Linked DNA regions of Homo sapiens: region 1 is linked to region 2. A link is an interaction called in ENCODE POLR2A ChIA-PET data of the cell type or tissue named here. Cell type or tissue: OCI-LY7. All regions are shown on one strand. Each heading gives the region's core, and the rest is flanking DNA. Links, peaks and the distances in the headings are about the cores only.

Region 1 (4,396 bases), core at 83-4,082, 360 kb before region 2:
TCTACTAAAAATACAAAAAATTAGCCGGGCATGGTGGCGCACACCTGTAATCCCACCTACTCAGGAGGCTGAGGCGGGAGAATCACTTGAACCTGGGAGGCAGAGGTTGCATTGAGCCAGATTGTACCATTGTACTCCAGCCTGGGCAGCAAGAGTGAAATTCCATCTAAAAACAAACAAACAAAACTCTACATGTGTCAGATAACATCCTGGAGAAAATCAGGTGGTAAGGGAAGTGTTGGCAGCGAGATATGGTTGTAGGGGGTTATACCCTTGATTCCAATGTTTTCCTGTTTCCGATGGATCTAAAGAACATGGAGTTTTTATTTGCAGCAGGGGAACTTTCAGTAAGGACACCGTTTGCCTTGGCAATCCTCAAAATACTTCAAGAACAGATTGTTTCAGACCATCTGTAGTCCATTCTTTTCTCATCAGGATGTCATTTGGTTTCTGTGTGAAAGTTTGGTGGAGATTCCCAGTAGATATTATGATGGTGCATGGTCAGAGTCCCAGGGAACCTGAATGAACCAAGGTGCTCAATGTGAAGTGAAAACAGCCTCAACATGAGTGCCATGAAATAGCAAAGAGAGAGTGCAAGAGAGGGGCTGATCGCTGTGGGGCAGTGCCACCTTGCAGGAACACATGCCATGAGGTTGGTGCTTAAATACATCATGGATCCAGGCACTGAATGGGAGGCAGTATGGGTGATTTCCAGCTTGGTTGACCCCATGACTGACAAACAGCAGGGACTTGAATGGAAGATGCTTCTTGTTTTGCCCAAGTTGTATTCGGTCTACCAGATTCTGCAACTTATGTCTTCAGATCCTTGGTGAGGAGATATGGATGCTGTCAGAGAAGGCAAATGCCTGCAGTGGATCGAAGAGGTTTTCAAGGAGTTCCATTTCCAGAATGTGGCTTCATCAGAGGACAATGGATCATCAGCTAGTCCCACCACTTAGCTATTCTGGAACTCAGGGTTCCTGTGCCACTCATACCCCAACTTGGAGGGCTGACATCAAAGAGTAAACTGAAGAAATCAAGTAACCTCTCATTTTTCATCTGCACTATGGAAGTGTAACAACTAGACGTGTAACCAGCAAAAGGGTTCGGCCATTTGTTTATAGAAAGGAGTCAAAATAATAATGACATGTGAAAGAAAGAGAGCAAGACTTTACTACTTGTGTTAGCAAGGGGAAGAATGGGTGAAATTTTAAAAAATTTCCACTCTTCCCTTTGTGGAGGGAAGATAGAGATTTTTAAGGAGAGAGGGGTTTGGAATGTAGGAGAGGAAGTGGGTATGAGGTGGCACGGTTTGTTTTAATGACTTATTGTGAATTGTTGTTTTATTTGGTGAAGGCCCTGGTGTCATTTTGGGCTTTAATTAGGTTACAAATTAATTGCAGTCAATTTTATGGTCAATTTTTGTTTTTTCTTGGAGATGGGGTCTCACTCTGTCTCCCAGGCTGGAGTGCAGTGGTGTGATCTTGGCTCAATGCAGTCTTGACCTCCCAGGCTCAGGTGATCCTCTCCTACCTCAGCCTCCCTAGTAGCTAGGACCACAGGCATGCACCATCCAGCACAGCTAACTTTTTGTATTTTTTTTTGGTGGAGATGGGGTTTCACCATGTTGCCCAGACTAGTCTCAAATTTCTGGGCTCAAGCAGTCCTCCCACCTCGGCCTCACGAAGTGCTGGGATAACAGGTGTGAGCCTTTGCATCTGGCCTGTAGTCAGTTTTTAGCTGGGATTGAGTTTCAGCCTTGACTGGGGAGAGAATTTTGGAGGTGTCTGGTTTGTGTTAGGATTTGGCCTTTGACGTTTTAATGGAAATATATGACTAGATATGTCAGTGTGGCATGTACTTAACAAGGATGTAAGTAAATAAATATGCATAACGCATGGGAGTATAGTATGGGAAAGAAGGGGAGTGGCGATTTATAGTACATTTTGAGGCTGTATTTTAAGGCAAAAGGAAGCAGATATATAGTTTGTCTAAAGTTATATTTTGAGATTGGGAGAAGGGAGGAAAGAAAACATTTTGAGGTTGTAAAATACATTTGTAGTTTATTTTCAAGTTATATTTTGAGGCTGGGGAGAAAGTTGGAAAGGAAAAAAAGTTTTAAAATGCAGTTTGAAGTTAAGCTGTTTGGTTGTAATTTTTATTGTCAAATTTTATTTTATTTGTATGGAAAATGGCTGCCATAATTGTTTTGGCTATTTTTTTGTTGAGAAGGGGCATAGTTTGGGGGTATTAGAATGGAATTGATTTATTTGGATTTGGAAATATTTATGAGTATTTGGGCCTATAGACAATATTTATTGGAGTGTTATAGTTTGAGGTTTAGAAAGTTTTGGGGAAAGTCTGTCTTACAGTTTTACATAGAGGGTATAATAGTAGTAAGTTTTATAACACAGGGATATATCTACCCCTGTAGGCCAGGCCAATGTTATAAGTAGTTTTTGTCTCTAACATGGTCCTGACTTGAATTAGAATGTCCCCTATTGATTTAGTGACAATGTAGGGTCGCACATAGATTTAATTTTTTGGTGTATATTTTGTAGGGCTATTTGAGGCATTTTTGAATTTTTTAATTATGTAGGGTTTTTATTGTTAATTGTAATTGGATGTGATGACACGTTGGCTAATATATATATTTAATAGGCTGTAAATAGGGATATGAATATTTATGAAGGTGGCTTTAAGTCTTGTTTAGTTTATGAGGGTGGATTAGTTTAGTTAGTTGTTTTATTTAGAAGGTAGTATTGTACATGGGCTAGGCCTTTTTATGTGATGAAGGCAGAAAAAAGTTTATTAAGAGGCATTTTTATGGAAATAGAAAAGCAAATATTAATGTTGGAAACTATTTGGATGTTAAAGTACTTTTAGTTATAGAGGAGGAAGGCAGTAGTAATTTGACGTTTTCTTTGTCTGTGTTATAAGGAATAAGCTTTAGTTTGTAAAGCCTCAGGAAAGAGGTAGTAGTAATTTTATTGAGTTTAAGTTAGAAAAATAAAAGAAAAAAATTGAAAATATTAGTTTGGAAATTTGTACTCTAGAAAGAATTTAGGATTTAGTTAAAATTATAGAAAATAATAAAAACTCAAAAACAGTGGATAAGACTAGAATTTAATTACAGGTGTATTATAGTTAGGTTTTTTTGAAACTTTTTTTAGTTTTTGTTTTTATTAAAGACAAATTATAATAGGACAAATTTATAGGCAAAATAAGTTTTAGTTTTATTGTATTTGGCTTGTGTATTTGTGTAAAGTCAGTAAGAATAATTATTTGTCATATAGGCTTTTTTAAAAATTGGCTTTGTTGGAACTTTGTTATAGGGAATTTTAGATTAGATCTTTTGAAGTTTTGAGTCCAGTCATGGGTTTATTTGTGTCTTTAAATATTTGTATTAAATGGGCAAATTTTTTCTTTTGAGGTCTCAAGAAAACTTGGGGCTGTGGTTCCTGTTAGAAAGTGACACTTTTTATTTGTTATAGGTTAAGAATTTTGTATAGACACTGTATAGACAAGGTATGAGGTTAGTTTTTTAAGGGGCTTTTATTGGCTTTATAGGTTAATTTTGATATTTTAAAGTAGTTTGTAAGTATGTTTTTTAAATTAAAATTTTGGTAAAATAGTGTTTTTAATTGTGTTATAAAAGAAAATAGATTTTTATTGAATTTATGTAAATAATAATATTGTTATAAATTAAGTATATGTATAAATAGTTTGTAAATTTTGGAGAGATTAGCTAGAGAAAAATATGTCTTAAATTTTCTTTATAGGAGTGTATTTTATCTGACTGTTGAAAGTTGTCAATAGCTAAAAAGAAAAAGTTTTTTGGACTTTGTAAAACAGAAGAATTAACAGTGTTTTAAATAAAAAGTTATAAAAATATTTTTTAATAGTATAGTTTATGTAATTAATTTCTGTTTTGTTTGATATGTATGAACACAGTAGGTTTTATGGGAGTCTTGAATTTTTTTTATTTTACTGGCATAATTTTTAAAGTTATTAGATATTTGTATTTAAGAGTATTTATTAGAGTTTTATAGTTGATTATAAAATTGTTTTGAAAATAATTAAAACAATTGTGGATGACAAAAGTTTTAAAGTAATCATGGTTAAAGCTTGGTTACTTTTGTGGCACATAATAACTTCATATAATTATTATCGATATATATTGAAACAGAATTATAGGAATTTTATATAGTTTTGGAATATATATTGACAATATATTTATGTAAATATAGCTTAAAGAAGAAAGTCAAACACTATTTTATCCTTAACAATCTTTTTGTATAATTTTAATACATTAAATGTTAAATTGATTTTCTTGGACTTTAAGGGACTTAATATTTAAAGAGTCGATTAGATTACAAGAAGGCTTAAAGCCAGG
Region 2 (4,396 bases), core at 116-4,115:
ATCTTCAAATTGTAAAAGTAGGTGAGGAGTAGGACATAATTTATTCTACTGTGTTGGTTAATAACCTTGAAAGTTTACTTAAAAGGCAGTCTCTTTCCTGATTATACAAAACATTTAATGGGAGGAAAAAAGCGCTCTTGAAGTATTGCCATACACAGACTTTTAAACTTACAAAAAAAAAAAAAATACTGCAGCACGTTTACACTCTGCCATAAAGTACTATAATGAATAATTAAAACAACTAGAATTGTCAAAATAAATAACTATGGATTGCGGTGTAGTGCTCTAAATTTTTTTAATGCTTTTTTGCATGTTGATTTACATAGCATAGTAATAAGTCAAGGATTTCCCAGTCATTAAAGTGAATTAACAAGAAAGTATTTTAATGGGTAGTTTTGTCTTATTTCAGAATTTGACTAGTTATTTAATTCTATACCCTTCTCTTGCATTTACTCTAAAAAAAACTGTGTTTGTATAAATAATGTATTTAAAAATAAACAAATCAGAACTCCATGGTCTGAAAAACAGAATTTAGCAACTAATTTGTCACGTATATGTGAAGCTTTCCCTAGTACCTCACTTCCAAGCATTGAAGAAATGAACATTTCACGCAGAACATGTATCTTTACTGTTCAATAATTCAAAAGCGCTAACAACAATATGCATTTAAGGGTCTTTATATTTCATTCGAAATACAAGCTCTTAAAACAACAACATCAGTATTTCTGTGTCTATATCCAAATATATTAAATGATGTCTAAGTGAATTTTCCCAGAAGATTGTCACTATTTCCCATATTAAGTCATTGGTATGAAAAATTCCAGTTCACTTTCATCTCTCCCTGTATCTCTTTTGCAATATTCCGAAGTGGCCTACTTGGTAACCTCAACTTTGAGCTGATGAATGAAACTGGCAGTTTTCACGAGTTGTCTTCTAGTCCTGGAGCAAAGGACTGAGTATAGGAGGAAGACTGCTGAATGACATCTGGGAGACTGCTCAGCTGATCTGAGATTTGAAGCTGGTGGTGTTCACATACTTCTGCACCATCCCAGAATCTTTGCCTGAAACCATCCCTCAGGCCAGCTATTTCTTGGAGGTCTATGACTAATGTCACATTGTAAAGGAACAAAAGTTTTTAATCCATGTTGGTGATATGATTGGCATTCTCATTTAACCTCATAATATATTAATATGATCAAATTTTGCTAAATATGTGAATGTAAATCCAAAACAGTGAATTGTTGAGAGTGGGAAAGAAGTCTGGGGAGGTGGGAGAGAGGGAGAGATTCTAACACTTGTTGAATATCTGCTAAGTGCCAGGTGCTTGCTGTGTATCATCTCATTGAATCATTGCAACACCACTGTAAAGAACTAGTTCCCCAGTTTTGCATGTGAAAAATATTAATTGCTTTCCCAGTGTTACCCTTGCCCAGTGAATCATGGGTCTTAATTCTCCACCAAGTATTTCTGACTGCAAAGCTCATGTTTTCTGCCCATATGCACATGATCTGAAGGATCAACTCAGCAAGAAATACTTAAAGTTTTTTGTTGCTGAATGCATTATAATTTTGAGAAGACTTTATGTATGCCGTTGCTTCCCAAACATTACAATACAATTGTGGAACACTCAATGGAACTTTAGTTCATTATGGCAGTGAGAAGGTAACAAGGAAATAAGAGCAGGTCTTTGCCCTTCCTGTTGCTCCGTGTCTCTTGCCTGATGCCAGGTTTCCCTCAGACCGGATATGAGACTTGGACCTGTGGTTTAGGTGTCATTTGCAGAACAGTAAGTCTCAGGTAGAGTCTTATAGTTCCTGATTGTAAAGGTCAATCCAAGTTTATTAAGGCTACTGTACATCCCAGCTTTCCTGACATAGCCTTGAATTGAAGGGCTTTTATTCTTCATCATAAAAATGATCTCTTAATGTGTGCCATCTTCCCTTGTAAGACTATTTGATACCTTTGCAAACAAGAAAGCCTCTTGTCAAAATATATAATGTGATTTTTCTATTTGGAGGGTCTCAAGAAGCATAAGCAGAACTGAGTGAAATATGGAGGGCCTCCCTTTCCACCAGATGTGTCCACACGGAGTGATTGAGTGGTATGCCCTGTGGCAGCAAGAGTGACAAGTCTTAGGCCTACTTCTGCTTTCACTTTTTCTTTTGTCTATTGCTTAAAATAACTGAGCTTTATATTTTGTTCCCCTCATCATGTGAAATTGCAGATGTTTACTGGTTTCATTCTTTCTTTTGATGAACTAACTCCCCCTCTAATGGATGGTTTTTGTTTTCAAAACAAAGCTGTACATTTCAGTTTGAATAGCTCCCTCTGATATAATAAAGTTGTTCTTTTAACCCATGTAATCAAGATTTCCTTTCATTTTAAACTTAAAAATAATTTGGAAGATGTGAGTGATAAATTTCCATGCAGCTGATTTAAATATTCTGGTTCATTTTCATTCATGTATCTCTACTCCCATGGGAGAAATGTCAAATTAGGGAAATAGCAGTGCATTCCCTTCCTACTTTCAAAAAACATGCAGGATTTAAGAGCCAAGACCGAAAGTATTTTGTCTTAGCTTTTAGCTTAGAAACTGCTAGTTGCCTACCCAATATCCATTCTCCATTTACTCCTAGAAACCTGATGTTTTTCCAGTTGGCAATGTGCCCAGATACACACTCTTATTTCCTAGCTTCCCATGGGTGGTCAATGAGATTAGGTAGAAGTCCTTGGGTGTGCTTTCGGGAAGGCTATGTGAAGCAGGCTGACTCAGTTGAGAGGGAAATCTTTTTGGCCCTTCCCTTCTTCCTCCTCTTTTTGCCTGAAATGTAATATCTGAAGCACTATAGCCACCTTAGGCCTTGCAGATAGAAACTATGTAGAAAGATAGGCTCTAGAGTTCCTGATGACTTTGGACCTGCTATAGCAGTGTATGTGTCTGTTTTAGTCAGTTCAGGCTAAGACTGGGTGGCTTAAGCAAAAGATACTTACTTTTCACAGTTCCGGAGGCTAGGAAGTCCAAGATCAAGAGGCTGGCAGATTTGGTGTCCAGTGAGGGCTGTTTCCTGCTTCATAGATGTGATGGCAGTGTTTGCCCTCTGTCCTAACATAGTAGAAGGAGAGAGTGAGCTCTCTGGGGTCTCTTTTATAAGGGTGGGGGTTAGGATTTCAACTTTTGCATTTTGGAGGGGTACAGACATTCATAACAAATGCTTACATCTCTACTTCATTTATCTGAAGAGGAAACAAACCTGTCTTGTTTAAGCCACATATTGGGAGTTTCTATTATATACAGACAAGCCTAATCACACCTGATACTATTTTCTTTACCTTTTCCATGACTGTAATACAAAAACATCTATTCCTGCTTCACCAATCTCTTTACTTCTCCCAACTCTAATTTCCTCCTTTTCCACTTATTTCTAACATTCAAGAGGACATTTTCAGGCAGGAAGTGCCTGCCTAAAAATCACATATGCTATCCTGCCCAAGAATGGAGAATGTATTCACAGCTATTTCTGCTAGCATTCAAGAGGACATTTTCAGGCAGGAAGTGCCTGCCTGAAAATCACATATATAGACTGGTCCTGCCCAAGAATGGAGAATGTATTCACAGCTATTTCTGCTGTTCCCTTCTTTGTTCTCCTGTGAATATGGAGATTTTCAAAGAGGCCCAGAGACATTTCACAGCAGCACTCATTGCAGTAGTTGTGGGATAGAGAAGTATAGGACAGAGTAGTTCTGCATGCATGAGCAATTGAAGTCTAGTATCTACCCCATAGCAAAAGATGAGTTGTATGAGGTTAGAATCTCACATGGGTTGGATGCAGTGGCTCATGCTTGTAATCCCAGTGCTTTGGGAGGCCAAGATGGGAGGATTGCATTAGGCCAGGAGTTTTCAACCAGCCTGGACAATATAGCAAGACCTCATCTCTATAAAAAATTAAAAAAAAATAGCCAGGTATGGTGGCGTGAATTTGTAATCCTAGCTACTCAGGAGGCTGAGGTGGGGGATCACTTGAGTTCAGGAGTTTGAGAATGTACTGAGCTATGATCGTGCCACTGCATTCCTGCCTGGGTGACAGAGCAGGACCCTGACTCAAAAAAAAAAATTTTTTTTCACATGGGACAGGAACAGTTTCTTTCCAATGATGTCTACAGGAAGTACATTCTGTCCTGACAGCAGCATTTCACTGAATGAGTGTTTCATTGACTAGTGAATGAGAGAGCTCCCTTTAAGCCTTTATTGGACCTGGGTACTCTTACTTGCCTTCCTGCAACTTTCTATGGGACTGCTAATGTCAAAGAAGATAGAGATCAAGTTCAGTCTGGGGTGAATTAAAAGAGTGATCCAAGAAGCAATATGGACATAAATTGAGAAATTAGAGTGAGTTAC

Evidence for each region. Peaks named below come from ENCODE experiments on the same cell type or tissue, not always from the same donor. Only the 100,000 strongest peaks of a DNase experiment are listed, where the experiment ranks them.
Region 1: POLR2A ChIA-PET joins it to region 2 with 7 read pairs; 4 of 35 experiments call an interaction of 5 or more read pairs at or near these places.

The regions. Positions count from the first base shown.
Region 1 is chr12:67,261,052-67,265,447 of GRCh38, reverse strand. No RefSeq gene overlaps it. Among named protein-coding and RNA genes, the nearest start is that of CAND1, 6.1 kb to the left of the region's middle. In OCI-LY7, for the core only: no CTCF peak of the experiment used is centred there; no DNase peak of the experiment used is centred there.
Region 2 is chr12:66,899,087-66,903,482 of GRCh38, reverse strand. It overlaps LOC124902956 (a long non-coding RNA gene), which reads left to right. Exons shown (of 2, transcript XR_007063353.1): 2 at 1-2,363. It also overlaps a transcript of GRIP1 not described here. Among named protein-coding and RNA genes, the nearest start is that of GRIP1, 220 kb to the right of the region's middle. RefSeq lists an enhancer at 2,092-2,301. In OCI-LY7, for the core only: no CTCF peak of the experiment used is centred there; DNase peaks (open chromatin) are centred at 1,732 and 2,142; H3K4me3 peaks cover 1,131 bases; H3K27ac peaks cover 2,024 bases.